2 separate regions of the Mus musculus genome follow, and region 1 is linked to region 2. The links are chromatin loops, found by intact Hi-C in ENCODE. Cell type or tissue: heart. All regions are shown on one strand. Links, peaks and the distances in the headings refer to the core of each region. The heading gives the core; the rest is flanking DNA. Region 1 overlaps Ednrb (endothelin receptor type B). Region 2 holds the start of Gm35197 (a long non-coding RNA gene).

What was found. A loop is a pair of places that touch in the nucleus more often than their neighbours do. Peaks named below come from ENCODE experiments on the same cell type or tissue, not always from the same donor. Only the 100,000 strongest peaks of a DNase experiment are listed, where the experiment ranks them.
Region 1: a loop joins it to region 2, with 2.8 times the contacts of the local background. A loop is called at or near these places in 3 of 42 quality-filtered maps.

What each region holds. Positions count from the first base shown.
Region 1 is chr14:103,808,553-103,824,730 of GRCm38, forward strand. Ednrb (endothelin receptor type B) reads right to left here. Exons shown (of 8, transcript NM_001136061.2): 3 at 14,840-14,952; 4 at 14,503-14,707; 5 at 13,086-13,235; 6 at 12,229-12,362; 7 at 11,379-11,487; 8 at 6,063-8,648. The coding sequence ends at 8,514. The region is part of intron 1 of Gm35197 (a long non-coding RNA gene); the gene reads left to right. Among named protein-coding and RNA genes, the nearest start is that of Ednrb, 28 kb to the right of the region's middle. In heart, for the core only: no CTCF peak of the experiment used is centred there; DNase peaks (open chromatin) are centred at 4,899, 7,189 and 8,539; H3K27ac peaks cover 447 bases.
Region 2 is chr14:103,714,561-103,730,738 of GRCm38, forward strand. Gm35197 (a long non-coding RNA gene) reads left to right here and starts at 4,466. Exons shown (of 3, transcript XR_383715.2): 1 at 4,466-4,499. In heart, for the core only: CTCF peaks have their summits at 3,105 (motif pointing right), 4,436 (motif pointing right) and 6,326 (motif pointing left); DNase peaks (open chromatin) are centred at 4,501, 4,821 and 6,571; H3K4me3 peaks cover 504 bases; H3K27ac peaks cover 778 bases.

The sequences.
Region 1 (16,178 bases), core at 3,902-11,901, 95 kb after region 2:
CAGGGCTGACCGTTTAGATAACAAGTTGTTGTGCTCTTCCCTGGGGAGGACTAGTTCCCCCACTCTCAGCATTCCTTAGTTGCCTGTAGTTCTTTGTCTAGGATGGAAACTTCATGAGCTCCGCACTTGCCATGTTAGCCTGGGTATTGGTGTCATTCCTGCTCAGATCATGTTTAGGCAGCCATGTTGGTGAAACTTCGTGGGTGTAGCCTGACATTTCTAGGATAGCTTATTACTGTTCCTGTGTTTGTGTAATCTCATACCTTTCAAAGAGACAAGATCAGTTATCTGAGAGAGAGAGAGAGACAGAGACAGAGACAGAGACATAGAGAGGAGGGGGAGGGCAAGGGGGAGAGGGGGAGGGAGAGGGAAGAGAGAGCGATGAAACCAGAAGAGAAAACTATTAAATGAGAGGAAAAAGGGCTCACCAAATAAGTGGAGATAGTATAAAGAAGTAGGAGCGATGTGTAATCATAAATATTTATAAAAAGGCACCATGGGGCCCATTTCTTTGTATGCTAACTAAAGTGTGGTAATTGGCAACTCTGATTCCAGAACTCAGGCAGAATTGGAAGATAACTGCAAGTTCAAGGCCAGCCTGGTGCACACAAGGCTACACAATGCAACTTATATCAAAATTAGCATAAAATAAGAAAGAATAAAATAATAAATATATAGACATAAATAAGTAAAACAAAGAATTTCAAATAAACTAAATCTAGTTAAGGGTAAGGTCATTTAGATGAAAACACAATCTTAAGCAACTATAATTTAAACTTTCCAGGATTACCCTGAAAGGAAGGCTCTTAGCTTGAGTGAATGTAAAGAAGAAAGCATTTGCAGCCAATAAGTTAGGGGCTGTACAGGGATTCCAAGATACGGATTTGTTTTTGGAAAACGTGCTGCACCCTGTTGGAAAATAGTTTCCTGATCCAGTGGTGAACTAAAAACATGCTGTATAAAACTGGAGGTCTTATACATGTCTGTTTAAATGTGAGTGTGTGGATGTCTGTATGTACTTGTGCGTGTGTTGGGGTAGAGTGAGGAAGGAGAGATGGTTAGAAAAGTTGCTTTTGTTATTCATCTTTAATTGTCACAAATTAGATGGCAACCTTAATCCCAACCCTAACCCCTAACTCTAACCCCTAACCCCAACCCTCTAAGTAACACTAACCCTCTAACCCCAACCCCAACCCCAACCCTAACCTTGACCCTAACCCTAACCCCAACCCCAACTCCAACCCTAACCTTGACCCTAACCCTAACCCCAACCCCAACCCTAACCATCATGTACAGATCCTGAAAGCAAGGCATCCTTAAGCATGAGGTCCGCTTACTCATGCTTGAACACAGGATGGAAGGGGCCGAGTCCACATCCTCTTACCACAGCATTTTCATACTGCATAGTTACTGGAGGTCTGTCAATAGGGAGAAGACAATATTATAGTTTGGCTTTCCTTGTTAATAACGTTTTCCTTCTCTTCCCTGGATTTTTCTTCCTTTCCTTGTCCCATTTCTAAAAGTACTGTAACTGCACTGAATGCTGTTCCTTAATTTTTTAATTTGTTGTAACTATGTACATTTAAAATATTTTTTTAACTTTTAAAATTGAGAATTATACATAATGGTGCATATATCTCTTTGTTTAAGGAAAATGATTAGAAATTTATTATAGAAATATGGTATATGCAAAATAATAATTTATAAGTCAAGTCATCTCTTTAAATAAAGCTTCAAGGCCAGCACCTCCTTTTGTATTTCTTCAGTCTCAGTTGTCCCCTCTCTACCAGGAATGACAGCTGTGCTTATTTATATTATAATTTCCTTTAATTTTTCTTGTTGATGTATGTGTCCCTGTAACTACAGCTTTACTGTAGTAGAATTTTCTTGTGAGCGCCCAACTCGCCAACACCACAACAGGATCCTTCTGCACACGTTTATTAGTAGAGCTTGATTGCAGAGGCAAAGAGACCCCAAGCCCAAAACTGGTGCTGCTTATAGAGGCCTAGGAGAGGCGTGTCTCACACCCGGATTGGTTATGCATGGGTTATGCGTACCACCTCATTTGCAAGTCTCACATCTGATTGGTTAACATGTCTCTCATCTGATTGGTTAACTTGTCTCTCATCCGATTGGTTAACTTGTCTCTCATCTGATTGGTTAACTTGTCTCTCATCTGATTGGTTAACTTGTCTCTCATCTGATTGGTTAATTCTCAAAACCTCATCTTGGCAAAAAAACTTTACTGCCTATGTATGCATGGTGGCCAGTGGTAACCAGCGCCACCCTGCAACGGCACATGTGGCTTCCCACAGAATTTGAGCTTTATATTACCAGAATCATACTGTTGCCCAGCAGTTTCCAACAGAGTTAGTCCCCTGCCATGTCTCTCAAGAGGTATTTGCTGCTGTTTGGAAATGTGTTCGTTCTCACACTAGGAAAGGATGCTACTGATGTTTAGAGGATGCTGTCAAGCATCCTACATGTTCAAAACAACCTACCCAGCATTGCATATGCAAGGCAGCACTCAAAATCAAAATTTTAATCATGAGGAGCTTGATCAACTTGTGGAGAGCACTTGTTCCATTTTATTGACATATCATATGGTCTAGTAATTTAAAATATTGCTACTGGAGTTTGAGTTGTTTCCCTTTGGGGACTGAAATAAATAATGCTGCCTGTGAACACTCTGGTCTTTGTATCGTGATCCCATGAGAAATTCTCTGCAAGTGGAAATTTCTGGTCCTTGGATAAGTATTTCTTTCCTATATTAATTCCCAAGTGCTTCTCAAAGTGGATGCCTGATTTTTACTGCGGCACATTAAGAACAGTTCGGTCTCTGTACCGCCCACTGCTTGGGTCATCCTTGTAGATTCCTATAAGTTTCCAGCGCATGAGGTTTCTAGCTTATCCCATGGAGGCTCCGCCCATTCATTTGTCTTTCCCAGCACTCTCTCCCTCCATCCTCCCCTGGCCTGATCTCTCCTGTTCCTGTACTCACCTCCCAACATAGACATGCCCCACCCCCAATCCGCCCCTGATGAGGATTCTATTTTCCCTCACGTGGAGAATTCATGTGTTCCCCTTGAGAGCTTCTTAGCTTTTCTTGGTCTGTGGATTGTAGCCTGGCTATCCTTTACTTTACGGCTAATACCCACTTATCAGTGAATACATACCATGTTTCTCTTCTGAGTCTGTGTTACCTCACTCAGGATGATCTTTTCTAGTTCCATCCATTTGTCTGCAACTATCAGGTTATGGCCATTTTTAACAACTGAGTAACATTTCATTGTGTAAATGTGCCACATTTTCTTTATTCTTTGGTTGAGGGACATCTCAGTTGTTTCTAGTTTCTGGCTACTATGAATAAAGCTGCTATGAATGTAGTTGAGCAAGCGTCCTTATGGTGTGGTGATGTGTCCTTTGGGTATATGCCCAGGAGTGATATAGTTATGTCTTGAGTTAGATCCTTTTCCAATTTTCTGAGAACTCACCATATTGATTTCCAAATTGGCTGTATATGTTTGCACTCCCAGCACCAGTGGGCGAGTGCTCCCCTTGTTCCACATCCTCCAACACGAGCTGTCACTGTAATTTTGATCTTAGCCATTTTGACAGTTGTAAGATGGAACCTAAGAGTCATTTTGATTTGCATTTCCCTGACTCCTAAGGACATTTCTTTAAATGCTTTTTGTTCTTTGATGCCTAGACCAATTGTCATCAAAGAGGCTTTACCTGGTAACTTAGGGAAACATGCAAAGCCCCTCAGCCAAACATGAGGCAGAGCTGGGGAATCCTGTGGAAGAGGGGAAGAAGAACTGCAGGAGCCAGAGGGGTCAAGGACACAAGAAAACCCAGAGAAACAACCAACACAGGGTCATACTGGCTAACAGAGAAGGAACTGACATCAGGGAGCCTGCACAGGACTGACCTAGGCCCTCTGCATAGATGCTACAGTTGTATAGCTTGGTCTTCTTGTGGGACTCCTAACAGTGAGAGCAGGGACTGTCTGACTCTTGCCTGCTTAGAGACCTTTTCCTCTTCCGGGTTGCCTAGTCCAGGCTTAATATGAGGGAAGGTGCCTCATCTTACTGCAACTTGATATCATCATGGTTGACAGCTATTCATGGAGGCCTGCCCTTTTCTGAATGGGAATGGAGAAAGAGGGGATGGGGGAGGGTGGAGAGGGAAAGTGGGAGGCAGGGACTTAGAGAAGAGAGAGAGATGAAACTGCACTCATTGCTTTGATTAAAAGTGTTATTTTTTACAAGGTCAATTTGTTGTTATTCAAGTCATGACATTACAAATGTGTATATATTTTCTACACAAGAAAGAAGTTATAGGAAGAACAGCAGTTGTTTTTTTTTTAAATTAAAAAGATTTATTTTTATTTACTATTTACTTATTATTATTTTTTAAGTATAGATGTTTTGACTGCAGGTATGTCTGCATACCTCATGCATGCCTGTAGTTGCCCAAGGGGGTTAAAAGTAGATGTCAGAACCCTTGGAAATGGAGGTTCAAGATGCTTGGGAGCCACACTGTGGGTGCCAGGGACTGAATTCAGATCCTCTATAAGAACAACCACGGCTATTAACTGATGAGCCATCTCTCCAGCCCTTCACAAGCATCTAACATCAGCGTTTTCTTGTAACTACCATTCATTTATCCCCAGAGGCCATTGTAGAGCTATAAATGCCTATGAATATCTTCCAATATACCAGGCATCTTTCAGTTTTTAACTTTTCTCTCGTTCAGCACTCTACTTTCTCCATTCTTCTGCTTTTATTGGACTGACTGCTTCTTAGACAAGCAGAAGTATTTGCAGTGCACCATGCTGACGTTAATCATTGAGTTTCCTGTGTTGAACTCACCTTTCCAGGGCTTCCTTCCCTGGTTTCCTTCCTGGTTCTCAGCTTACTGAGCACAGTCTGGTTGTCAGCTTACTGAGCAGTTTGGGAGAGGCCCTTCACATGCTATTTGTTGTCAATTTTAGCCTTCGGAGGTCTTGACTTTTGTCTTTTATCTCTTCTACCATATTTTCAAATTTCAAGAGCACTATCTGAATTTCTAAGTTTTCTTTTGAATATTAAGCACCTTGATTTGGTTTCCTTTGTCTTACATCTCTGGGAAAATCAAGCCTAATCATGTGGACTTTTTCTTTTGCTTCTTCATGCATCTCCCACATTAATTGCAAGTTTCCTAAGATGCTTATTGGCTTATTCACTCACTCATACTTTAAAATGTGGCACCAATACTTCACTTACAGCTTTTATGCATGCGCACAGAATGGAGATGGCACACACCCTGTTCAGAGAGAACTTTCCTTACTCTCTATGTGTACATAAGAAGGATCCCCAATATGTGAAATTAGAAAATGATCAACTGGGAAGGATGGCTAAGTATGTGTGATCAGAAAATGATCAACCATGAGTGATAGCTACATATGTGTAATAAGACATAGCAAGGCCATTATAGTGGCATTTAAATTCACTTTCCTTGATAATTATGTGTTTAACATAAATGATGTCCATTTACTGTTGGGCCCCATTTTGGCCCTGGTTTGGGCCTTGAGGATAAGCCCCAGCCTGGCTCGAGTTTCTGCAGCGTTGTGGGAGAGCCTAAGCCTGGCTCTAATTTTGTGACCTGCCTCAGTCACTTCTGTTATCAGAGTGACTCAGCAAGACCTGTTTGGCCCTGCCTTTGCCCTGTTGCTGATGTAGAGCTCTGCCATTGTCAGTCCCTCCATACCCTCTGTCACCATTCCATGTCTTCAATGTCATCTTACCCCACCAAAAATCCCCTCCCAATGTTCTGAACTTATTTAAGAGAGGCTGATGCCATAAAGTTGAGTTCCTGCTTCAACAAGACTCCCAGCTCGGTGCGTTTCTTTGGGCTGTGGACACTCACCATCCTGCTCAGCCCCAGAGAGACCCCGGTGGGCGGGACCAGCAGTTCTCTCCTCTCTCCTGGGCCTGCCGGCAAGGAGCAGGCACAGTTACAGCATCTCTATTCATTTTAATGATTGACTTAGGATTTATGAATGAGTAGCGAAAGATAAGCTGCTCTTTTAAACCATTTGAACGTTTATTGGTTTTGCTTACTCAACAAGAAGTTAGCAACGACACAAGCTGCCACTTTAGGTGACCAGAGCAAAACAAAACACAGTTATTTTACACGGCTTTATTACAAGTGCATGTTAGGTACAACACACCCGCATTTGGATGAAAACAGTGTTCCTTTGGCTGTTGCACATTATCAATACTGAAAATGTTTGAACACAGACCAAAAATAGCAGTAAATAATTTGGGAGAAAATAGGCTGAAGTCACTTACAAATCGTTTGACCTCTAACATCCTTGTTAACACTATTTTTATGCATTGCTATATTAGGCTACTTAAATGTTAGAAAATATGCTTTAAATTAGATGGTACCTTCTCTTATCTTGGTTTTAATTATGCAAGGGAATCATGTTTTTTTTCTTATCACCCTTGGTCTGTGTGCTAAAATTTTTAATAAAAAAGCCACTTAATATAGTTTTATTGTATATATTATGTGAATAGTATTCTTATGCCATTTCATAATTTGGCAGGACGATTATTGCCCATGAAGAGGGAAGGAACATCTGGGTTAAACAAAGATGTTAGGACTTAAGAATTTAGAACACAACAATAAAACCAATCTAAAACTTAGTAAAAATTAAAAATATATCCACGCTGTGAAACTACTGGGGAGCCAATAACTAACTTAAAATTGAAGATCTGGGGCGTCCTTTATGATTAAAAAGCAATCTGTACACACAAGAACTGTGGGTGACTCCTAAAGAGAGTCATGTGTCACGTGGATTCAGTATTGTTCTTGGTTTTTTACCTCATTGTCCCGTTTGGGTTTATTGTATTGTCACAATGATTTTGGTAGAAAACTGCATTGTTAAGCTCATTTTCAACATGTGGCCTGGGTTATGAAAAGAAGAGAAGAGAAGAGAAGAGAAGAGAAGAGAAGAGAAGAGAAGAGAAGAGAAGAAAGAGAAAAAGGAAGGAAGGAAAATCTGTTATATTTTAAGACAAGGTTAAAGCTCTCGGGCTTGGTTTGTTCCCGAGTCACGCTGAGAACGCTGCGCTTTGTTTTGCTGGAGCCGAACCAGGACCTTTCACACCGACATGACGTGGCAGTGACGAACACAGGGCTAAGAATGGGAATATTTCCCCACGGGCTTCCTCTGGCCCCACCTCATTTCCTCTCTCTTCAGTTTTCTCTTGGGCATTCTTTCACACACCGCTCATCCGGAGTGAACCTAAGGCACGTCGTGGAAGGAGATTAAAAAAAAAAAAAAAAAACCTAGACAAGAATGCGCAAAGAGGAGGATCTTGCAGACCCCGAAGCAGTTTGGCTTCTACGTTTTAGAAAAAGCACCATGTCCAGAACGCCTTTCTATTGGCTATTTTCAGGAATAACATAAAAAGTTGGTAGTATGCCTCCGAGAGAGCTGGTTACAGTGACTATTTTCTATGGCGTTAAACCACGGTATTTTCGCTATCATATTGTGCTGTGGACCATTTTCTCTACAGCATGGCTGAAAGGATGCTCCCTGCTTCTTTGCCATGTGGACACTGCACCGGGCAATTCACATTCTGTCTATAACCGGGTTACTGGCATCTCTTTGTCAGAAAGCTACGAACGCTGGGACCTGCCCTTTGTTAAGTCCTCTACGTGTAGTGCTTATAGCTAATAGCTAAGTATTTACAGATGATGAAGTTGAACACATGGAATTTAAACTTCAATCATGAAAGGATATTTGAAAGAACTTTAAAGAAATCATAGGTAGTGTTCTGTTTTGTGTCTTTCTGCAGAGTATGTGTGAGGGAATTTCAGAAGTCTCAGGCATAGCAGCTCACGCTTTCCCATGTTTTCTCTGTGGCATTCGCAGGCTGTCTTTTCTTCCCCCGAATTCTGATCATTTCAATGTTGGTAATGACCAAAAAAGTTTACCAACCATATTGCCTTTTCTTTTGCATATAGTTACAATCAGATTAGTGGGTATGATAGTATGCATAAAAATTTATTAGTTTTTTTTTTTTTAAGTTTCAAATTAAGCAATTGAAACTTCGTTTTAAGAATTGTTTTGCAATGTCATGCTTTCTTGAATCCAGATTCATAGGACTGGATAATAAACTCCTGAACAGAACTTCAGTGAAGTTCTCGTTTTTTTAAACGTAAGTGGCATGTGAACGCACTAGGGGCTTTTAAGAGCTCTGCTGAAGTGCTGACTAAGAATCTAAGTGCTTCCCCACGGAGGAGGGCTTCATTCCTTCCCACAGCTTTCTTAGGTTGTAAACAGCCCGTGAATATATCCGGTGTTGAGCGTCAGAACAGTTAAAAATAATCCCTCTCACACGCGCGCACACCTTTCTGCTAGCATGGTTTTTTCCATTTTGATTTGGCAACGGTTTCATTTTGTTTTAATGGTATCTGTCCACAATGAGGACAGTGAGATTCGGCGAGTGTTCTTGCCTTCAAGACGAGCTGTATTTATTGCTGGACCGGAAGTTGTCATATCCGTGATCGTTGGCTTTGAACTTCAGGCAGGACTGCTTCTCCTCCAAGGACTGCTTTTCCTCAAACGTTTGGCACCAGCAGCACAAACATGACTGTATGAAACAGAACGACCATTACATGCGTACTCAGGCACACGGCCACCGCTCTGCTCTTCTTGCGCTGGGGCTCTGACTATCCTTGCAAGTGTGGGGTTCCGGTTCCCTCTCTTTCCATACCCCCTTTACCCCCCCCCCTTAAAAAAGAGATGCAATTAAGGCCAGCAAGATGGCCTGGAGACATGTTTGAGCACTAGAACTCATGGTGGAAAGAGAACAGACATCTGAAAGTTGTCTATGTGCACACACACATGCACATGTGTGTGTGTGTGTGTGCACAGATTCTGATACACACATGCACACACACACACATAGTAGCACTTATGCATCATGTGATGCATATATACCTTGCATTCACACAATAGTAATAAATAAAATTTTTAGAAATTGAAAAGGCGATCACATTTGTGGGATGTGCTAATTTTTTGCAACTATGAAGTACAAAGAAAAAAAAACTTATGGAATTAACATTACTTAAGAAACAGTCACTAATTGTTTTTAGTATATGTGTGTATCTCTCTCTCTCTCTCTCTCTCTGTGTGTGTGTGTGTGTGTGTGTGTGCGCGCACCACACAAGAGGCCAGAGGAGGGTGTCTGTTGTTTCTTTCTATTGCTTTTTCTCTTATTCTCTTGAGACAAATCTCTCATTGAACCTGAAGCTCACTCACTCTGTCTGCCTAGCTGACTGATCAGGTGTCTTTAGGATTTCTTTGTCTCTGTCCTGTAAAGCTAGGGTTACAGGTTTAGGCAGGCAAGCCTGGCTTTTTACAGGGGAGCTTGGGTTTGAACTCATGTCCACAAGCTTGCTCACCAAGTGCTCTTTCCTGCTGAGTCATCTCTTTAGCCCCGAAAGCCACCTTAACTTTTGACACTTTATCTTATTTACTTGGAAATCGATTCTTGATGTGTCACAACAGTGAAAGTCAAACATTTTTTCTTCGAGAACACAAATACTACAATTGCACACGTGCCTGTGTTCAGACTTAGGTAACTAGTGTCTGTGCCCCATAATCTGCTTTTCCTCACTTGACACTGACATACATTTCCTCCCATGTCAATGAGTTTAATACTGCCTAGCTATTTGAAACCTACATGTTACTCTTGCGTGCATTTTCCATATTGTTGTGCTATGAATTTATAAAGGATGCAAGTACCTTGATTTTATTTTTCCACTTTTCACTGGAGTTTTTAAATTTTTAAAACTCTGTTCAGTCCGTTTGTTTTATGATAGTCTATGGGTCTAAGCAAATAGGTTTTCTGTTTGTGTTATGATAAACTCTATGCTCAGGGAACTAGCGGGGTTTCTGTTCTGTAAAGAAAGGAGTTGGTTTGGATAAAAGTTCTCTTCCATCACTAATTTCTTAGTTATGAATGGGCAAGGATGTTTTCAACTATCTCAGTGTTTACGAGGAAATGAATTTTGATTTTCAGATAATGAAATACCAGTGACAGTGTCCATTCTCTTGCGAGGGGAGGCATATTTTACTTGGTGTTGCATTATTGAGAGAATGGCTGAGTGGAAGAATGGGTGTCATATTGCCAGCATCTGAGGTAAGAAGGTAGACTTATATTCTACATGGAGTAGCAGATTGCCACTACACATAGATGGGAGGAAGGATGGAGTAGAAATGATCTTAATTTTTTATACTTACTATGTGTGTGTGGGTGAGGTGGGGGAGATGTGTGTGATGCCCCAGAGGAGGACATTGAGTGTCCTGATCTATCCCCCACCACCTTATTTCCCTAAGACAGTGTCTCTTACTGAACCTGGAGCTAAGCTAATGCCTACCAATCTCCAGAAATCCTATCACTAGAATTATAGGCATGTGGGTAGCCATGCCTTATATCCCCCGCCCCTCCACTGCCCTTCTTTCTTTGGTGTTTTAAGATAGGACCTTACTGTATAACTCAAACTGGCCTTGAAAGCAGAGAGATCTTTTCTTCCCCTCACCCAGCACGGCATGCCCCACTTTCCCCATCAGTGCTGGGCACTGGAACCTTTACCCACCTGCAGAGCAAGAACCCTTACCCTCTGAGCCATCTCCTAGCCCTTGACTTTATTCCCACCGTCCATGAGAAAAAGAGATTAACTTTCTTATAACCCAAATTGTAGTTGAACAATAAAAAAAAAAGTCTACCAAGATCAGAGGAACACTGCATCTAACTGGGTTTCATTCTTATCTGACTACATGACAGTGATTATCAATATATGTAATTTTATTAAGCTACACAATTCTAATAGTACTGGTGAGTGGCTAAGGCATCAGGGCATGGCTTACTATTGTCAAGGATTTATAAGCAAATATTTCCTATAGTGCAAAAGTGATATTTACAAACATCACATATGCAGGGCAGTGGTGGCATGCATCTTTAATCCCAGCACTTGGGAGGCAGAGGCAGGCAGATTTCTGAGTTCGAGGCCAGCCTGGTCTACAAAATGAGACCCAGGACAGACAGGTCTATACAGAGAAACCCTGCCTCAAAAAAACCAAAACCAATCAAACAAACAAACAAACAAAACAAAAAACAAAAAACAAAAAACCAAAAAAAAAAAAAAAAAAAAAAAAAAAACCAACAACAAAAAAACCCAACCCATCACATATATCGCAAGGCAGGGAAAATTAGCAATCTTCCAGCTCTCTCTAGATAGCAATATTGGTGTGTTTTTTAAAGCCTATATTTGATGCCAGATCACAGGAAACATTTTATTTTAGAAGAGTTTCTTACCTTAAAGCAGTTTTTGAATCTTTTGCTCACCAAATACAGAGCGATTGGATTGATGCAGGAGTTCAAAGAAGCCATGTTGATACCAATGTAGTCCAAAACCAACAAAAAGCTGAAAGAAACCCAAAGTTGTCTTTAAAGATTACATCCCTCCAAGTGTGTATTTAACTTGCACCTTTATGTTTTTATGAAGAAAGCCCAAATCACCTACATGCAATAATTTTATTTAGCCACTGATTTACCAGCAGAGGTGCCTGTCTGTGTCTCTGCCTGCCTGTCTCTTTCTCCGTCTGTCTTTGGCATCTCCACTGCCCTATCCCACCTTCACCACCAATATGCAGCATTTCTTTTAAAAATAAGATTCTCATTTGGAAGCGAGGGAGGACTGATCTGAACATTGATGTCTCCGATCTGACACTTTTCATCTTGTCACTCATCACTTTGACGACTGTGCCTACATTCCCAAGGCTTTTCCAGGCCCTCTAATTTACCCCATCTAGAGCAATTGCCAATCGAAAATCGGTCTTAATTGGCCTCGGTGGATAAGAAAATAGTATTCTTTCTGCCTATTAGATGGATTGATAATGGGGAAGCAGCTGGATGACAATTCCATAATTGTTTCTATTCTCTCTCTTTCAATCTAAGTTAGCACAGGTTACTGAGTTTCATACATACATATGACATACATGTTATGATATACATGTTATGACATATATGTCATCACATACATGTCATGTTCTTCTTTATTTACCTCTCTCCCTTGGCACCCTCTCCAACCCCCTCTATCTTCCCCCGAACAGCTGCCACGTCTCCTTTTATGTCACATGGGTTCCACTGGATTTTCTTCTCTTACCTCAGAAGCTCACACCTGTGTGGATTGCTCTGGTCATACAGGGTGAGCTTCAGGATCCGGCTGAGGTGAAGGGGAAGCCAACAGAGAGCAAACACGAGGACCAGGCAGAAGACTGTCTTGGCCACTTCTCGTCTCTGAAACAGAACCACAGGCCCTTAGAAAGCTAGCACACACTCTCCTCAAGTAGGTATTTAATCCTATTTACAAAATAAAGACTCGGGACAACAAGCCTTCAGTTAGATAGTCAGTGTGAATGAGAACTAAAATTGCTAGTACAAGTACCTCCACAGTGGCTCATGTTCATCTATTGCTGCCCCGCTCCCAGCTATATGAGCACCAGGCATGTGGTCCACATGCACACAAGCAAAACTTTCATATACATAAAATAAATCTAAAAATATATTATACATTCACTATGTGCACATGTGTGTGTGTGTGTGTGTGTGTGTGTGTGTGTGTGTAAGTGTGAAACTAGACAAGGTTGTACAAGCCCATACTACCGTCATTTGGGAGGCCGAAGCAAAAGGACAATCTAGAATTCAAGGATATTTTTGCCTACATGGTGAATTCAAGGCTAGCCTGGGGGTGGGGGGAGGCTAGCCTAGGCTAATCGAGATTCCATCTTAAAAGGAATCAACAACAAAAGTCAATGATTCTCTCTAGATCATTATAGATGATATACTCTCTAAGTAAGTAATATAAAATTTTTTTGTTACAGGAACAGAATGAAGAAAGTGAAAATATGTTCTAGTGTGTAAAATTAGCTCATCATATCATCATCATGTCATCATCATCATCATGACTTAGATCTGACCATAATTATGGCTATACTCTACTAGCTTCTTCCATTCTCTTACCTGCTTTAAGTGATCATTCAAAGCAATCTGCATACCGCTCTTCTTCCTGAGCATTTCGCAGGTCATCAGGGTATAAAAGACTGCAGTGATGGCTAGCGGCAAGCAGAAGTAGAAACTGAACAGCCACCAATCTTTGGCTGTCTTGTAAAACTATGGGGAAGAAAGAATTTTTATGATTAATATCTTCTGCTTTAAAAAACCCCATATGTATCAAATGTCAATTACAAATGCCATATTCATCAAAGGACAATTATTTTGTAACATCTTCCATATATGTACTGTATAGGGTTTCGTGGGCCATATCTACTGAACACATAAATAAAGGCCTGCATTAAATAAAAGAAACATTGAAGAACATATTTCGATTCTTTGGGATGGTATAATAAGCTGTAGGGAGCTGAGCAAAATTCTTACGTGTAGACAACACTGAAAAAACAAATATTTCAAATTTTAGGTATTATTGGTATTAAATATATAAACCTATTTCAGTGTTTAGGTGATGTTTCCCCTTTCAATTATGAGTGTTTAGTGTGAAAAACAGGTATGAAGAGATCAGGGCTGCCACGTAAGTCAGTAGTGTATACCTGAAAGGTTGTTTAGGACAGTGCTTGTAAGTTACACCTTTCCTGTCTTCTTTTCTTCTGTTACCTTTCAAAAACCTTATCTATACAGATATGTTTCTATAGGAAAGAATTTTATGTCCCCAGTGTGTTATTCCCCTTCTAGTAAACTGCAATTTCCTCCTTGACTTTGAATTGGTGACCCACTTTGTTCTTTTACTGATAATTGAATGTATAGTTCATAAAGTTTTTATACTCTTTTACATGTAAAATAGAGAACAATCCTTGATGATAGACCAACCAACCACCTTCTTACTAACCAATCCTGTTAAAAATAAGTCTTATATTTAGTATCTATCTTTTCCCTATTCTTTTCCTATTTTCTGATCAGAAGTTCTTTAGTAGGTGGCCAAAAATTGATATTATTTTGAAAGGCAGATTTTCTTTTAACACCAGAAATGAAGGGTCAGGCTGCCATTCCAAATCCACTAAGGTTAGGCAACTTCTATCTAAACATCTGCTAAACCATCTGCTTCTCTGACAATGTTGGGTTGTCTTGTGTAGATTACACAATAATAATCAATCCTGTGGGACGTTAGACACAAAAGCCATAAAGTCACAGCCATTCTTGCAGGAACTTGATTTATCTGGATCCCCAGGGTGTTCTTGGAGAAGTAATTATCCTGACTCTTGCAGGTTGGGTCATTAGTGATGGTTAACCTCACAGTCTTGGGATCCAAACTCTTAATTTATGCCAAAGGTAGTAATAAATCAATAGCCTACCAAGGTGGGGAACTGGGGGAAATAGTGAAATATTTATAAGGAAAGTGCAGAAAGAACAAGCAAAGTGAACGTACCTGCATGAAGGCTGTTTTCTGAAAGGGATTAAGCATGCAGACCCTTAGGGGCTTTCCTTTGTAGTCCGACGTAATCATATCAAAACCTATGGCTTCGGGGACAGCCAGAACCACAGAGACCACCCAAATTAAAACAATTTCTACTGCTGTCCATTTTGGAACCCCAATTCCTTTAATTCGACTCCAAGAAGCAACAGCTCGATATCTGAAGATATAAACAGAATGATTTGTCTAGCAGGTAGAGCTTGGTTGTATTGAATTGCAAAGTTTATCTCCTAAGTGACATAACAGTTGTATGTTGGATTAGGATCGCCTTGGCCTGAGAATAGACTCTTACCTGTCAATACTTAGAGCACAAAGACTCAGCACTGTGATTCCCACAGAAGCCTTCTGTATGAAGGGCACCAGCTTACACATCTCAGCTCCAAATGGCCAGTCCTCTGCGAGCAACTGCATAGAGGAAACGGGAAGGTCGGTTACGGAGATTTTTCTGAGCTGAGCACTGAGTGCCGGTGATTAACGGCCAGAGGGAAGGAAGAACTGCCCTTTGAAAAGGCACCTGTGTCCAATATAGAACACACTGGAAGTAACACAAGTGCAGCTGGTTTATGAGATTTTTTTTTTATGTGCAGACAGTGGCACAATCAGGCTCTCCTCAGAAAGGCCAATGCCCCAGTGGCTTACTGGCACTTTAGAACAGTGATTCTCAACCTGTGGGTCATGACCCTCTGGATGGGGAGCTGAACAACCCGTTCAAAGGGATCACCCAAAACAAATGGGGAATAACAGATGTTTAAATTACGCTTCATAACAGAAGCACAATTAGAGTTGTGACTTAGCAAGAAAAAGTAAGTTTATGGTTGGGGGAGGGGCGGGGCGGCGTCAGTGCAACATGAGAAACTGAATTAAAGGGTCAAAGTATTAGGAAGGTTGAAGACCACTGGTTTAGAAAACAGAACCTGCATGTCTCATAAAACTGCAAAGCTAAGGTGAGGACCATGTTAAAAATAGAAGTTTTATTAAATAAAAAGTTAGATAGTCTTAAGTGGAGATGACTGGACTGGCCCTGCTCTGTGGAGAGCATCATGAGTGCTCAAGGTTTTGCCCCGATCGATCAGTGGTCCCTTTACTTAACTCAGCTGGAGTAGCCACACCACTCCCTGGATGCACCGGTTGGGTGTGTGTCTGCTACAGGGCATCTGGTCTGTGCCATTTTTTACCCCACGCTCCCACATCCCCAGTCTTCCCACTAAAGATGGCCATGTCCTCTCTCACTTCCCTCAGGACTTGCTCAGATCTCCTCGCTCCACAGCACCTACCTAGATCACATTGCTTCTCCCGCCCCTGACGAGGCCTCTCTATCTCCTTCACTCCCTCCCCTCTTCCTTTTTATTATAGTTCTTACTAATCTTACTGCATATAAAAGTGACTTTATGGCTTGTTTGGTTTTTGCTGTCTGACTCTCTGAAGTGTAAGATGCATATGAGTTCCCCAGTTGCTTCCAATGGTGCCTGAAACACAGCAGATGCTTGGCGAGTGTTCATATGGCTGAAACAAATAGGTACCGAGCAAAAGGACATAGTGCATTCTCTTTCCATATTTATACACATATTTCTCTTTATCTGGCTTCAATGACTGCTATTAAATGGAGCTGGTTTCCTTCTTAGACACTGGGT
Region 2 (16,178 bases), core at 2,615-10,614:
AGTCAGCCATCATTGGAAAGAGAGGCCCCTTGGTCTTGCAAACTTTATATGCCTCAGTACAGGGGAACACCAGGGCCAAGAAGTGGGAGTGGGTGGGTAGGGGAGTGGGGGGAGGGTCTGGGGGACTTTTGGGATAGCATTTGAAATGTAAATGATGAAAATACCTAATTAAAAATAAATAAATAAACTTATTTTTAAAAAAAGTCCAACTCTGTAGGAGTTGAATTATCTACATCGTAGGGTAGGAAAAATACTATAAAGATAGGCTGAAGGGAAGGGCAGGAGGTAAATCTGGAAGGCCCATGCAAGATAAAGATGGTGGGCTGGGCAGCACTGGTCTTTAAAGCAATTCCCCTATCCGATCAATTTATTATTATACCAGGCTAAACATTTAAGACAATCTCTCTTAACTACTCTAACTGTACATCATTAGTCACTAGAATATACCATGTAATCTAACACCAGAACCTATCCTCCTGTCTGTCATGAAGCTTGTGTTCCAGCATCTTCAATTTCTCCAGTGCTCCATCTCCAGGAACAGTATTCTTGCTGTCAACTTATATGAATTTATTGTCTTTATTCTGTGTGCATAAATGAGATCATATGCCATTTGTCTCTGCACCAGCAATTTGAATGCCAGCACGTATCTAAGAAGCTCAAATAAGTACACCCAGAAGATGCCTGCCCTCCAAGGTCATTGCAGCATGATTTACAATGGCCAAGATAAAGAAACAGCCTAAGTGAGAGACAGCCTTAGTATACACATATGTATAGATACTTATACATATGATGGGGGTCCTATTCAGATTTAGCAAAAGAAAATCTGTGACAATCTGGTTGAATGCAAAAGAAATTCCATTAAGTTAAATGAAACAGAATTTGATAAGAGGTATTTAGCACCTCCAGATCATCAGACAGATCATGAGCCAGGTTAGGTATACCTGTGAGGATGGCTGTCCAGGTAGTAGTATAGACCCAGCCTGCCAGGATATCTGCCAGGATGATCAGGTAGACAGATTTGGTGGAAGATTTGGTTCCAGCAGAGCCAAGTCAATAGGGGACTGTGTCTAACAGCTTCTTTTCATCCAAGCACAGAGGCATGTAAGAGCAATGGTCTGTCATCCCAAACTCTTGCAGATGTCATCACAGGCACCAGCTTTAACACATATCTTAGCACAGCACACTGTGGCCAACTTTTTCCTAGCTCTGAAAAGTCTCCCGGCCGTTTTCCTAGTCTCACTGCTGGGCTGCTAAACTGGTAACCCACCTTCAGCATTAAGCCGAAGCACCCCACTCCTGGAACCAGTTCTTTTTATTAAAGGCCAGTACAATGCTAGATCAAAAGCAGATCCGGAAACCGTGCAAATGGTTCAGTTGAGAGGTGCAGGAAATACTTCAGGGAAGAAAGAACCAAAGTAGTAGTAAAAGGACTGGTTAAGCTGAGGAAGCCACTGTGGGCAAGCAGTTAAGCCCTTCAGAAACTTTTGAGGACATTATAAACACAGCAGGCCTGTTCATCTCAAGAGCTGAGCTGTTTTTATAACATATCTGTTGGCTAGTTTTGTTTGTTTGTTTTTGTTTGTTCTTTGACATAAGCTAAGTTCACTGGGGAAGAGGGAACCTCAATTGAGAAAATGCATCCAGAAGATTAGCCTGTAGATAGTCTGTGGGAGCTGTTTCTTGACTAATGATTGATATGGGAAGGCCCAGCTGGAGGGGGACTGGCCCTGCAGGTGGTCATGGGAGCAAACTTTGAAGAGATGAGAATGAAAACCTGGTTCAAATGGACATCGTCATCCTGGATCAAAACTCGGGGCATCTGATGTCAGGCTGTTTATTCCCAAGAATTTAAACAGTATAATTTGGGAAAAGTTTTCTGGTGCAAGGGAATTCCTGATGCACGAGGAAGCATCAGGACAAGAACATAAAAACTCTCAACTCAGGGTACATGTCATTTCTTCCAAGAAGATGGGTTCTGGAGATAGGATACCTGTGATAGCTTAAGGGCCTAAGGAAGGTCTGGCCTGGCCTTGGTCATAAGATGGCATAGAGGTCATCTGGGTTGTTTTCCACCTCTGCTCCCTACTGTGGGAGTTTGGGAGAGTTTCTGGCTACAGAGATAATGTAAGGGCCAATTAGACTATTAGGTATCTCTGGTCCTGGTTGTGGGAGCTCAGAGGAGCTGCTGGTTGTAAGGGTCGTTTAGATTACTTACCATCCCCAGTTCCATTGTAGGAGCTTGATACAGCCTGGCCCAACAGATAACACAGGTCACCAAGCAACTAATTATTCTGATTCCTAGTTCTTGAGGAGGAAGATTGGGTTTTATGTCCATTCCCTTAGAGAACAGTCCTGTATACTCAGCATTCCTGGTTACTCTGGAGGTCTCAGGGTGCAAGACTTCATGCCATGCTCGCAACATCAGCTCCCCCAACATCAGCCCACTGTGGGTTCTGAAAGGGACGAGAAAAGTATCTGACTGTGAGGCTGACCAGCAAGCCGGTGAGCAGGATTTCATCATAGTTCTGCCGACTGCCTCCAGGTTCCTGGCTTGAGGTCTTGCCCTGGCTTCTCTCAGTCATGCTCAGTGATAGACTGTGATGGGGACTTGCAAGCCAATTAAACCCTGTCCTCCTCAAGTTGCTCCGGCCCTGGTGTTTATCATAGCAACAGGAAACCAAGTGGAACAACACAAGGTCTCAACAGTTAGCAGTTAAAGCCTCTAGCAGTGTTCCAGGACCCTCCGGCAGGCTCACGTCAGAGTTGCAGACCCTCCCCTCCAGCTTTGGTGGAAGTGGTCAGCCACTGGCAAAGCCACCCACTCTACTCTAAATCAGGGTTGTCGAGCTATGGCTCACAGATTTAACCCTGCTTGCAATGGTCTTTTTCAGTTTATAGGCAAGGAAAGATTTTTAGGTGTGGAAACTGTGGCTTTCAAAGCCTGAAAATAGTCCCTAATGTTACTTTACAGAAAGTGCTGGTCAATCTCTGATTTAAATGATTTTTATCACAATAATCCCCAAGTCTCTGGTTCAAAACAACACCTTGTCCTTTGACTTGTACTTGTGATAAAGTGTGGCCCTGCATCACTTTGTTAAACCAATAGGGGGCGCCAGAGTTCAAGGCAGAAATTTAGGGGGCTAACTTCGTGGTGCTTCCCCAATAAAGCACCAGCCTGTTATAGGACCTCGCTCCCCAGAAAAGGAGATGGTGACAGACAGCACTCTATGTCTGGGGAGGAAAGAAAGCCGGGATCCTGGTGCCCACATCCTTTACAATGCTTCACATCCTCCCTCCATTTTCCTAGGATAATCGGGGTTGGATCCAAACATTCATTAATGAGATTTATTTCCTCACACTAGAACGTATAGCATGCGAGTTAATCAAAACAAATTCTCCAAGGCCATCACTTATTTATCATTCTGTGTGGTTCTATAAAAGACCTCCCCTCATGTAAAAAATCAGGCAATCTCTTCATCTCATTGTAATGAGCATTTCATGGAGTTGTGCAACAGCCAGCAAAATAGTTACAGTAGCTTAAGTTTTAAATGACATCCAGACTAGACAGACCATTTCGGAAAGATGGTTCAGGGGTTACAGATGAGGACCACTTCTGCCGAGGATTAGAGTTTGGTCCCGACACAGATATGGAATGGCTCACAACACCTTAGTCCACCAAACAGCCAGACAGGCTAAACTGAATTAGCCTGTTACAAAGCCAACACTAGGACGTCTGGGTGGCTGCTTTGGTTTTAATAACCAAGGTCTTTTAAGATCCAAGCACAGAGACTTGTTTTGCTAATTCTGTTTAGCCGGGAAGGGTTGGGGCTAGTGGTATCTTGTCCTGTGGCTTCAAGTGTCTTTCTGGAGAGATTTAGGCTACTTTAAGAACTAACTCAAATCAGATAAGTGGCTTGAAACCAGGAGTCATGAATTCTATCAGATGCACGGTTTATCGAAATGACACAAACTGCTCAGTAGGAGGCAGTAACTGTGCCCCACAGTCTTAAGGTTCCCCTGCCACACTTCATTTGCTAATGGTCAAGTTAACAGAGAGGTCACCTGACATTTCCTGATTAAATGGTTCAGATTATTCAATCGTACACCGTCTGTAGTTTACAATGACCATTTTTATTTGCTGGAGACTTCAAAGGACCCTAGTAATCCTGTTTAATTTTTTTCTTAATATTTCCTTTCTATTTCTGTATCATTTCTGTTAAAAGCCGATCATGATCCACAATTTGGAAAATAGTTTCAGGGGACAATTATTTTATGAATGATAAATCTGGGTACATTTATTCCTAAGCAATCATAAAATTATGTTTTGTGAAAATGACTGTTTCTGGATGGATTCGTAGGGATTTTATTGTAGGTACACATGGATAACGAGCAGTGCGATACACAGCAGTTTACTTACCACACTACCAGGACAGTCCACAGGAGGGCAGCATCTACCCAAGGTATAGGACTTAAGTCACACTTTCTGAGCGGAAATTCTGGTAAGTGTATTAATTACTCTATAGCGTCCTAGGACGAGCAGAAAGTGGCTTACACTTGGCAGTGGAGAACCAATCTTTTCAAACCTGAAGAACTCTGATGGTTTTGTTTAATCCAAGGTATGCAGTCAAGTACTTGCTTTGTTCGTGGCTTCTTTCTTCCCTTTTACATTTGTCCTCTCTGCCTGCTCCTGCTTAGGGAATCCAGGCCTTAATGACTGAGTCCTGAGGATATGAACACAGCCATGAACACACTGCCCTGACTCCGAGTCATTGCAAACACTGCGCATATCTGTGCTGACTGATGCTGGCTCCCCGAGCCCCATTGCCATGCCTGCTGACTGGGGCTTTGTGCTGTGCGGGCTGCCTTGGTCTGTGAGCAGCCATGACCCTCGTGACCAGTGTCGATGAGGAAGTGCTGCCCCTCAGAGGAGCTGTGATCTGAAGGCTTTGCCTTCCCGGTGCTTGGAGAAGCTCTTCCTAACACAGTAGAATGTCCTTACACTCTCCAGCCACGTCAGCTTAAATCTACGATGACTGTAGGAAGGAAAAATACTATTTTGAATTTCTTTCTTTCCTATTATTGTAGACACAGCACTGTCTCACCTGAAGATCACAGGCTGAGTTAACATCGCCCTGTGATTCACTCCGCAGGAAATAGGCAAAGGATCCAGTCAGTCTTGTCAGATTTGAAACAAATTTCCTGCCCTTTGTTTTATTTGGGTGTCTATTGTCACAGGTTGGAACGTTGGCCCTAAGTGTATATTTGTTACAAGGGCTTTTTTTTTTTTTTTTTTTTTTTTTTTTTTTTTTTTTGGGTGCTGCTGGTTTAATGAAATCATGTCCGTACAATTTTGAAGATCCAAGGTGTATCTGGTCTATTACTTATGAGAATATTATGTTATTTCTTTTCTCTCCATTTTATTGGTTATTTTATTTATTGATATTTCACATGTTATCCCCCTTCCTAGTTTCCCCTCTGGAAACCCCCTATTCCTTCCCCCTACCTCTATGAGGGTGCTCCCCCACCCACCCACCCACCCTGCCTCACTGCCTTAGCATTCCCCTACCCTGGATCATCAGGCCTCCACAGGACCAATGGCCTCCCCTCCCAGTGATGCCCGATAAGGTCATCCTCTGCTACGTATGCAGCTGGAGTCATGGGTCCTACCCCCACCTCCATGTGTACTCTCTGGTTGGTGGTTTAGTCCCTGGGAGCTCTGGCAGGTCTGGTTAGTTGATATTTCTCTTTATCAGTATGCTACACAGCGTTTCCAGCCTTCTCTTGTTCTCGATCCTCTGTGCGTGTCCTTGCTCTGATTGACTGCTCCGACAACTCTCTCTAAGCCTCCCTTCAGTGCTCTGGTAGTCACTGATGAGACTGCTTGGGCAGCCTGGCCTGTCTGAACTGTTGCACAGTGTTGTACATCACCTCAGTATGTGGAGGACTGTGCTAAGATCTGTGCTGAGGTGTGTGTCCTCCTAAGACCTGTCGTGCTGCCTGGCTGCAGGAGACACACAACACTTTTTGGATAAACTGAACCAACCACCGGTCTCTGCTGATGCTGTTAATCATCTGGAGGCACAGAGGACGGGTTAGTGACAAGCTTTAAGCCTGGCATCTTTTTTTTTTTTTTTTTTTTTTTTTGCTGGAGGCAGGACTCCTAGACGGGTCCAGTCTGTCTGCAGGCTGCTTTGTAGAAGAAGGTGTAAACTCACAAAGGTGGAGGAAGGCGGGTCTGCTGTGAGCCATGGCAAGGCCAGGGCTATGTGAAAGAGAATAGCCTCAAGCTCTGCAGGAGAATGAGAGCAGCGCCCTCATGTGGCCAAACTCGAATAACATCTTAGAGCCACAAGTCTTGTTCCAGATTTTACTTCAAGATACAGGCTGCTTCTCTGCCCCTCCCCCCAAATTATAAAATTTTAATATTTTGTTTTAAAAAGTTATTTCATCCTCCTTCCAATGTCCAATAGGCTTCCAGGCAGTGATCGCTCACAGCTGCTCAGAGACTGGAATAACGCAGTGGGACCCACTGTCACCACCTTTCCCAGAAGTGACCGGGGCCACTGGGTTGCTGTGGCGCAGTGTCTGATCATCCCCAGGGACCCAGGGACCACACTGTCATTTCAGTGCGTGTACAGGAAATGGTTGCGTATTTGAGGGCCAGACTAGGGCCAGGGAGTGTGACACAAGGTTCAGCATTGCAAGTCGCAGCTGCATCTGTTTGAAGACACAGTGTGAAGGTGACATGGGGGAAATGCATCTCTAAGGCTCGGGAACAAGCCATACTCTAGAATTTGACGAATTGGTTTGATTTGGTACACATATCTTTACTGTGCATCATGAGATGACAAATCCTTCGGAAGTCAGAATCCTTGGGAAGTGAGCCCGTGAACGCCGGGCTTTCACTGGTGTCTAAGCAGATACTGCGGTTGACAGACACACCCTGTTGCTTCTCCAACTTAGGAAAACACAGGTGGTGCTCACTGCTGCCACACAAACATTAGAAGAGAACATCTCTTGATTCAATTTTTTAAATTTGTTTTTATTACGATTCCTTTAAAAAAAAAAACAACCAACTTTTTATCGGTTGTGAATTTCACATCATGCACCTCGTTCCTACTTCCCCCTCTGCTCATACCTGCCCTCCATCCTTGCAACTTCCATACAACAGGAAAAAAAAAAACCTCCTTGTGGAAGTGTAGTGCATCACAGGGTTTTCCACAGTACACACTTTGGCCCCCATTTCTTTGCCTGCAAGTGTTGATCTCAATGGCTTGTTTGTCTGGTTCGAGGCCTCTGGCTTCTGCTATTCTATCAATATTGGATCCTCACTGAGACTCCTCTCAGATACCCTGTTGTCACCCTTTGACATGGAGATCCTGCAGCTCTGGATCTGTAAGAACAGCTTGTTCAAGTACTGCATGTAACCATGCAGTTCATGGTTGGGGTAGATAATGCTGAGTTAGGCCAATTCAAAGCCCTGCATCTGCACCTGAGCTGGTCAGCCCACTGGCTCTCCCTTCCTCACACCCTCAGAGCCAGCTCACTGCAACCCCCATATCCAGGGCCACCTATACTGTGCTGCCCGAGTGCTACAGAGGTGAGGGGTAGGGCCAGCTCTCTTGCTGCCATGACCCCAGGGCCAGGTCTCCTGTCTACACTAGGTGATGAAGGGGGTCGGGGGACGGTAGCTCTCCCTCATCCACGCTACCACATGGGAATGAGTGACAAGTAGTGGGCCAGCTCTCCCAGGCTGCAGAGATTAGCAGTGGCCCTAGTAATGTGACCTAGTAATGTGGCTTTCCACGTGAGAGGCAAGGCTAGTTCTACCATTTCTCAAAGGAAGGCAGTGATAAACATCTAAAAGCCAAGTCTATTATTAATGTATGCAAAGAAAGTACAGGAATACTTGACAAGAAGAAGAGTTTTGCTTGAGTGTGTTATTTTTAATCTTATGAGACAAGAACTTGCTAGGCAATCTTAATCTTAAGATCTAAGAACTTGTAATCCTCCTGCCTCAGGTTGTCAAACGACGAGATGGCGAGTATATATCATCATTCCCAACTGTTTTATATATGTGTGTGTATATAGTTATATTTAAGTATAAGTTTTATAAGTATATTTATAATATATGAGTATTATATAAATAATAAGTATTATATATAAGTATACTTTTATTGTATATGCTTATTATATAATTATATATCAGATATACTTATATATTTTATATACTTATGTATATATAAGAATACTTATAATATATTATATCACATATTATACATGTATATATAAGTATATGTATGTTATCCCTAGGATCTCTCCCTTTATTATCATAAAAAGTAGTGATATTATTGAGCCACAAATAGAAATATGGATAAAGAAACCATCATGTGGTAAAATTATAAAGGATAAAATTAAAAAAAAAACATTGAAAACGTGGTGCTAAATGAGGAAAGCTTGTGGCAAAACGTATTCTCCAAGTGACAAGTGTCGGTTAAATTTTACTATTGAAACAAGATTATAAATTACATACGATCATATAAAACTATAATAAAGCTTACAAATATCTCCAAGAAGAATAAAGCTCAAAGTCAAGAGAACGATCATCCAGGCAAGAGGAGGATTAAGCATAAAGTTAGCACATTGTAGTTATACTTAAAACGCCATTTAAAAAAATTAAATTCTGAAGCTCATATAGCACAATGTTAAATGCATTCTGTTTTTACAGTAGAGAGATGATTGCCCTTCTGTGACATCACTGGAGGGAGAGGGAGAAGAAGAAGAACAAGCACGCGCATTTGGGTACCAGGAGGTTTCTGTGTTGTTTCACTGGGGGCTCTTGAAGGGAAAAAAAAGAGCCTGTGATCTTTCTGTTCTAGTCTGGTGCCTCCAGCCCAGTACCAGAAACAAAAAGGCAGACGAGAGGCACAGCAACAAGACCTTCACTTGTTCTCCTGAATGACTCAAAGTGCGTTCCCAGGACCCCGAGTGCAGCCTCACCGGGGTCCTGAGATTCCCATTCGGGTCACATTACTAGGGCCACTGCTAATCTCTGCAGTCTTGCCCCGTTCAATATGGAACCCGAAGGGCTTTGTCCTAGGAGATGGGATGGGACCTGAGGAGTCCTATGTAGATAGGTGTAGTCAGGTTGCATCTGGCTCATTCCTGGATCGGCAGACACGGAGTGTGAGAACATTGTGAATGTAACTGTGGAGAGTTTGTATTTAATACTTCAGACTGAGAAAGCTTTAGCATATTTTCTCTAGGCACCTGCCACATTTCTGAAGGTTTCATTGTTTCTATGCCTAAATCAGCTATTTTCTGAGCAGTGAGAATTATGTCAGTATGATACAGAGAACTGGAAAGTGGTCTCACATTCTTTTATATCTGAAGTCACAGAGTTTATGTTGTTATCTTCTGCAGGCAGAAGAAGGCGAGCATACAGGTTCCGTGCTGTCCCACAGTGGTTGATGATTGACAGCTGGTTAGCTGTACAGTGGGGAGCCAGGGGCACAATGCACATTGAGCATTTCCCTTACTTCTCAGAGGCCTCTTTCTCATTATCTTAATTTCAGCTACCTATCACTTGCTTCCAAACGGTAAGACATTCGAATGCAGACATCAGAGCTTCTTGGGACAGTGAATGGTGGTTAGTAAGTTGAGGGTTCTATGGTAAGCTTAGAAATCAAATCTTTACATCACGAAAGATGTAAAGAACGTAGTGACATTAAAATCCGCCAGTTAATCTTTGTTGTTGTTGCTGTTGATCATAGACAGAAAGTTGTGACGTGGGAGCTACTGGCAAACCATAACTGATGAATCAAATCTAATTTTGAAAATGAAGTTGCAATGTTCTGTAGCTGCATTGGTTTGTTTACTTTGTTGACAGCTGAGTACAGTATTGCAAGAATAATGCTATGGCTACAAGCTAAAATATCTATGCTGATGTGGAAGATGGAAAGCACATGGCCTTACACAAAGAACTGCAGGCAACCAAGGAATGCTGAGAGCAAAAGAAATCACCTTCTCCAGGGAGGAGCACACCAGTGGGTTATCCAACACCCATTGGTCAGCCCTGAAAATATACATACAAGTAACACAGCACTGGCTGAGCGGGTTGCATTGTTTATTAGGAGTGCACACACATGCACGCACACATGAGCATAAAGAAAAGGAGTTTGAAGGAGAGAAAGGAAGGTGTTCATGGGGGGATTTGGAGGTGAGGGAAGGAAAGGGCCAAAACCTGTAATTACATTATAATTAAAAAATAAAAAAAAAATTTTTAAAACTTAAACATTTGCTTGTGGCACTTCACAACAAAAAGTTAGCTATATCTTCACTGGAACCACGAAGCTGAAGTAAACAATACAAAATTTGAAGCAAAAGCTTTGACCTTAAGCACAAAGTGGTATTTAATCACCATTAGCAGAAGGAGATAGAACCCCAGTCTCCCATCTCAATGATTGTTAGGTCAGCTTTTAAATTAGTATTCTGTATGCCATTACCTAAAATCTTACGTCACTTATCAACATTTTCTGTATCAAATTGATGATTTGGCAAAAGGGTAACCCAAACATAGAAAGGGATAAGAATGGACTCGAAAGGGTACTTTCTGCAAAGGCCAGTCTTAACCTACCATTCTGAAGTGTGGCCCTTATTCAATGTGAAGAATTACGGAGTTTCCGGAGCCAGGTCTACCGTGTCTGGTTCTGTAGACAACTGTGAGCAACTCAGCCCTATCCACACCTCAACAGCTGGTTGTTTTCTGAAACAACTCTAGGATTTGATGTACTCCTGAGCCAGGTTTGCCCTTTTGGGAATAATGCCTCAACCAGATCTATAAGACTACTGTCATAACTACTTTTAGTCTTGACCAGTCTTTAATGCCTTGTAAAACCCTGTTCCAACATATGTTTTTCCTCTTCCCTAAAACTCCCAAGTCATGGTCCTGCCATGATGGAATCTGAATGACTCAGATCTCATAGCTTTTATTATAGCCTAGATCACTGTGTTTCTGATTGCTCTCAGGCAAAACTACGTACTCTGCCCTCTTATCAGTTCTCGCTTTCAGACACTGTGGTTAAGGCTGTTGGCCATTCCAATGAGACTGAACCTACAGCTATCTTCTCGATAGCCTATTTTCTGAAGATTCATTGTTTTCTTTCATAGCCCAATTTTGAAGCCCCAGCATGTTCTGCAACCACAGACATATGTGCTTTGAATGTAATCTCAGAGTTATTAAGTTTGAGCTTCAAATATTTGAAGTCAACAGACAACAGAATTAGCCTTTTATGAGATAGCCCAGTTGTAACTAAGGCCTTTCTCTATCAAAGGAATGAACGTCTCGCCTGTTGACCCACTCTCATGTGAGCTCAGACCGCTTTAGACCTCCTTCAACACAGACGAAGAGTTGATTGAAGGTCTGGATTCTCCTGGTAAGAAGAGTTAGGCTCTCTCCACCACGTGACTTCACAACTCACTGGAGACCTTGTTCTTTTTTCTTTCTTTTTTTTTGTTTTTCTCTTTTTATTAAACAATTTTTATTAGATGTTTTCTTCATTTACATTTCAAATGCTATCTCAAAAGTCCCTTAGAACCCCCCCCCCTTGCTCCCCAACCCACCCACTCCCGCTTCCTGGCCCTGGCATTCCCCTGTATTGGGGCATATAATCTTTGCAAGACCAAGGACCTCTCCTCCCAATGATGGCCGTTTAGGCCATCTTCTCCTACATATGCAGCTAGAGACACGAGCTCTGGGGGTACTGGTTAGTTCATATTGCTATTCCTCCTATAGGGTTACAGACCCCTTCAGCTCCTTGGGTACTTTCTCTAGCTCCTCCATTGGGGGCCCTGTGTTCCATCCAATAGATGACTGTGAGCATCAACTTCTGTATTTGCCAGGCACTGGCATAGCCTCACAAGAGATAGCTATATCAGGGTCCTTTCAGCAAAATCTTGCTGGCATATGCAATAGTGTCTTTGTTTGGTGGCTGATTATGGTATGGATCCCTGGGTGGGGCAGTCTCTGGATGGTCCTTCCTTCCATCTCAGCTTGGAGACCTTGTTCTTACAGTTAGCTCACCTACAGAGCACACAAGTTCTCACCAGGATTCTTGGTCACCAAGCGAGGGATTTTCACTTCCCAGTCAGTTCACTGAAACAGCATTGACATCTCATTCAGTGTTACGTGAAGCTGGGGATGGACTCTTCACCCTGCTTAGTCACAGCTTGCAGATTATTGCTTCATGTTTGCTTGGAAAAATCCCAAGAGAAAACTAACTGTTCTCAACTCCCAGAGACTTTGCCTTTCATACTTCTTGTAAAGAGTCAATGTATTGGGTGGATGCCTTCAAGAAAATGGCTGATTTTTTTTTAACCAGGTCTTAAACATTCTACTCAGCCCTCATACCAGATTGACGTTGGTTGTTTTATATTACTCCCCTGAGAAAAGGTCTTGTAAACAAAGTGCTAATGTTTGGACATGTTAGGAGTTTGCTCCCTGGGAAGGTAATAGTTGGGAACTATCAGAGGCAAAGCCATCTGGGAAGTTGCTTTGTCTGTGTGAGTGTGGCCTTAACTGGGGCTACGGGGCACTCTTCTCAGCTCCTTTGCTTCCCGACTGACAAGGTGAATGGCTTTGTTCCACCATGTGTTCCCATCTTGATGAGCTATCTCATCAGAAGCTCAAAGCAGCAGAGTCACTGGGTCAGAGATTGGAACTTCCAAAACAGGAAGCAAAAGCGAACCTTTCCTCTTTGAAGTTATGAGTTTAGGATAGTTTGCTATAGCAATAGGTAGAGGAATTTTAATCCAACAACATGTCTGCTCTGGCTAGGGATGACATCCAAAGACCTTCTAGGCCTGTGTGATCTGGCTGGAACAACACACCATTGGTTCCCCAAAATGACATCTATTGAGCTGCAGACAGGTCAATAAGTGGAGAAAGATCTGACAGCATGGGTCAGAGATAGGATGCACCAGCTCTCATGAGAACAAACAGGAAAGAGAGCCTGCTTAAAAGGAGCGCAGCAAGAGAGGTGGAGTTATAGAGTTCAGTTGAGTTCAGCTGAGTTCCTGTCGGTTCCGTTCTGCACATGAATGTCAGTGCGGTTCAGTTTAGCTCATGGAGTTCAGAGTCAGTTTTTCCAAGCAGTGCACCCTACCCTAAATGTCTCCATCAGGGCCTTCATTTCCTTCTCCTCAGCTTCTGACTCATGTAACCCCAGCCACTTAGGTCTTGCACTGTCTTGGTTCCCTCTCCCCCACCCCTCCTACCCTCCTCTCTCTCTGATCTTTCCTTGGTTCTCTTTGCACTCTTGGCCTCTTGGTCCTCTCCCTCCTTGATCCTCTCTTTTGTCCCTCCCTCCCTTTCTTGTTCTTCCTGTCTCTCTCCCCTCATGGCCTGTTTCTGTGTGCTGGTCATGAGCAGAGTACTTCTTTCTCTCTGCTCTGGACTCTTCCAGATGTCTCTGGCTGTGTTCGCCCTCATATCTGCAGTAAAAACCTTCTCTTCATCCATACCTTGGAGGGTCATGTCCTCATTTTCATTCATTGAATAGGCTATGAAAAGTTTATTGCACCATGTATATCTGTATCACACAGGCACATGTCTCAACCACACATGAGTTGATTTCAATCCCAATTGGTCTTGCAGGTACTTCAGAAAACACATTTTTTTTTTTTTGAGAAACAATTACACTGAGTCTTTGAACAGATGCTTTGCAGGAGTTTACCATGCCCGTTGGCAGTTGTAAGTAGCTCTTGGAATCCCCAGTTTCTAAAATGCTGTTGACATGTTGCCTGCTGTCATCTCAACCATGATTTCTTCTGTTCCTATTAAATGGCTATATCATTTTTACCATTCGTCTTGAACTTGGGGATGTGAAGGTGTGGGAGACAAGTGGATTTGTATAGTCCAGATCTCTAGCTGAAAATCCCTGCTTGAGGGAGTCATCACACTCCCTCTTCCCACATCTCTCACTTTAGATGTGCCCCTCCCCCACCATTCTTCCGTTTGTCCTCAACATTCTCTGGCTGTTTGTCTGAGGCCATGCCTGGACCTGTAGTATCTATGAGTCCCTATCCTGAGTCAGACACGTGCTTTTAGAGTTTTGTGATCTCCCCTGACTTGGGTAACGCTCCAATGGATAGGATTGTTATTTTGGCTTAACTGGATGGGTCATTCGGTGCCTATTACCATTAACAGCATCGGGCGCCCAGTAGAACAGTGCACTTAACCCCTTTTTGAAAGCTGTCCTAACCTTGCCTTCCAAAAGGTTACTGAGCCCAACCCTGTAGCTATGCTCGCTCACACACTGGCAGGTAGGTCCAGTGCGAGGGGTTTTCTTTTTCCTACAAGGATCAGAGATTTTGTCTGGTCACTTTTCAAGTGCTGTGTAACTCATACTTAGAGGTATAAAAGCTTCCAATGGTGGTGGACACAGCCTAAGGTGGGCAGGGAATACCGAGGAGAGAAGAGCCAGCGCACTGGTAGACATCTCGGGAAGTTTCACTGAACCCCGCCCCATCTCCCACCATTACCCGCAGCCACAGGTTCCCGGAACATCTGCATTCTATGCTGTGCTCCCAAGGGCACTTTGAGCCAGTGCCGACTTGCAAGCCTGCGCTTCAAATTGTGTACTTTACAACTTCTGCTTTGATTCAGACAGCTGTTTTAGGTATAAAGAGAGTGGTTCGGACGCAGGACTCAAGGCCAAATGCATAGGTGAAGTAAATACCCAAATTCCGTGAATCTGACTATTTACAGAGAGAAGGCATCTGATGACAGTTCTCACTGTGTGCCTTCCCTGGGTGTCTCCTGCTGCTTCTCTTTCAACTACTGCTATTGGTCGTGCAACGGATTCTTGCAATGAGAAACTTTAACATTTTAAAGTAAAGAAATTAAAATACAGTGGATGCAGCGCAGTGTGTCCACACTCCGACCGTCCGCTCGCACACTCCTGTGAAGGTCACAGGACCGCAACGTTTCAGAGTGGCTTCTCCCTTTCCATCACGTGAGTGCCCAGATCCCTCATGCTTAACAGCAAAAGCCTTCACCTGCCCAGCAGCTCGCCAGAGCTAACACTTTTTTTGTTTTTTAAGTGGCGAAGACATCTTCCTGTTTCCAGAGTGATTATTGTCATTGCAGGAACCATTGATGTTGAGATTATCATTCATTCAGATAAGGAGAAAACATACATAATATGTATGACTACCCGATTTTTCCTTTTTCCTGTTTTCTGCTAGGCCTTCATTTGTCTCTGAGAAGAAACGCTGTCATCATCAAATTCATCATTTTTTTTTTAAACTCATATGCCACACACATTTGCTCAATTTTCTTTTTCTGTTCTTTCTCACACCGGGATGTGTCATCTTCGCCAAGGGCTCATTAGCCTTAATTAGGAAGTCTGCTCAAACCCACCCATCCTTTCTCCTGAAATACAGCTGGCAACAAACGAACTCATCTGTTTCACATTTCCATGGGGGGGGGGGGTTGGGGGGGTGTGTGTGGGGGAACTCATGAGGCTGGAGTTGCTTTCTTCCACTATCATAATTAAATCGTTCCTCTACGTGTAAACATTTCAGAAAGAAATGTCTGTCAGCCGCACTAGCCCAGATGAGGACCCGGAGTCTGAGGACTCTCTTTTCTTGATTTTAAAATGCCCTGTGTGAGATATGCAAACATACTTTTGCCTCAGCTTCCCCTGTTGTTACCTCTAGTGGCCCTACGTATTTCATAGATGCTGTTAGTAAGAAACGAGGTGACATAAGGGACACAGACCTTTTCCATTGTTGCTTAAAATATTTTAATTACACATTTAAAATATGGTAAAATGTAGTTCCCTATGCCCAGTTCAAGGCCAGATTTGTAACATTTTGTATTTCTCTCCAGCATCCCTTGGGGTCTGTTTTAGATTAACTAATCAGTTACATGTTTTTACTACTACTCTGGAAAGAGGGACTTTGCATTGTCTGATGAGACAGAAGAAGTTGAAATGACTCTGGCTCGGAGGAAGACATCTTTCCTCTTAGAACTCCTTCTCTTGGCCTGACCGCATGCGTTCTCCCACAGACACATTATTCCCTCCTGCTTAAAATGGCAATAACTTTAAAAACAAAAATCTGAAAATGAGTTAAGTCTTTCTGTTTGTTCAAAGATAGTATGCATAAAAACATCC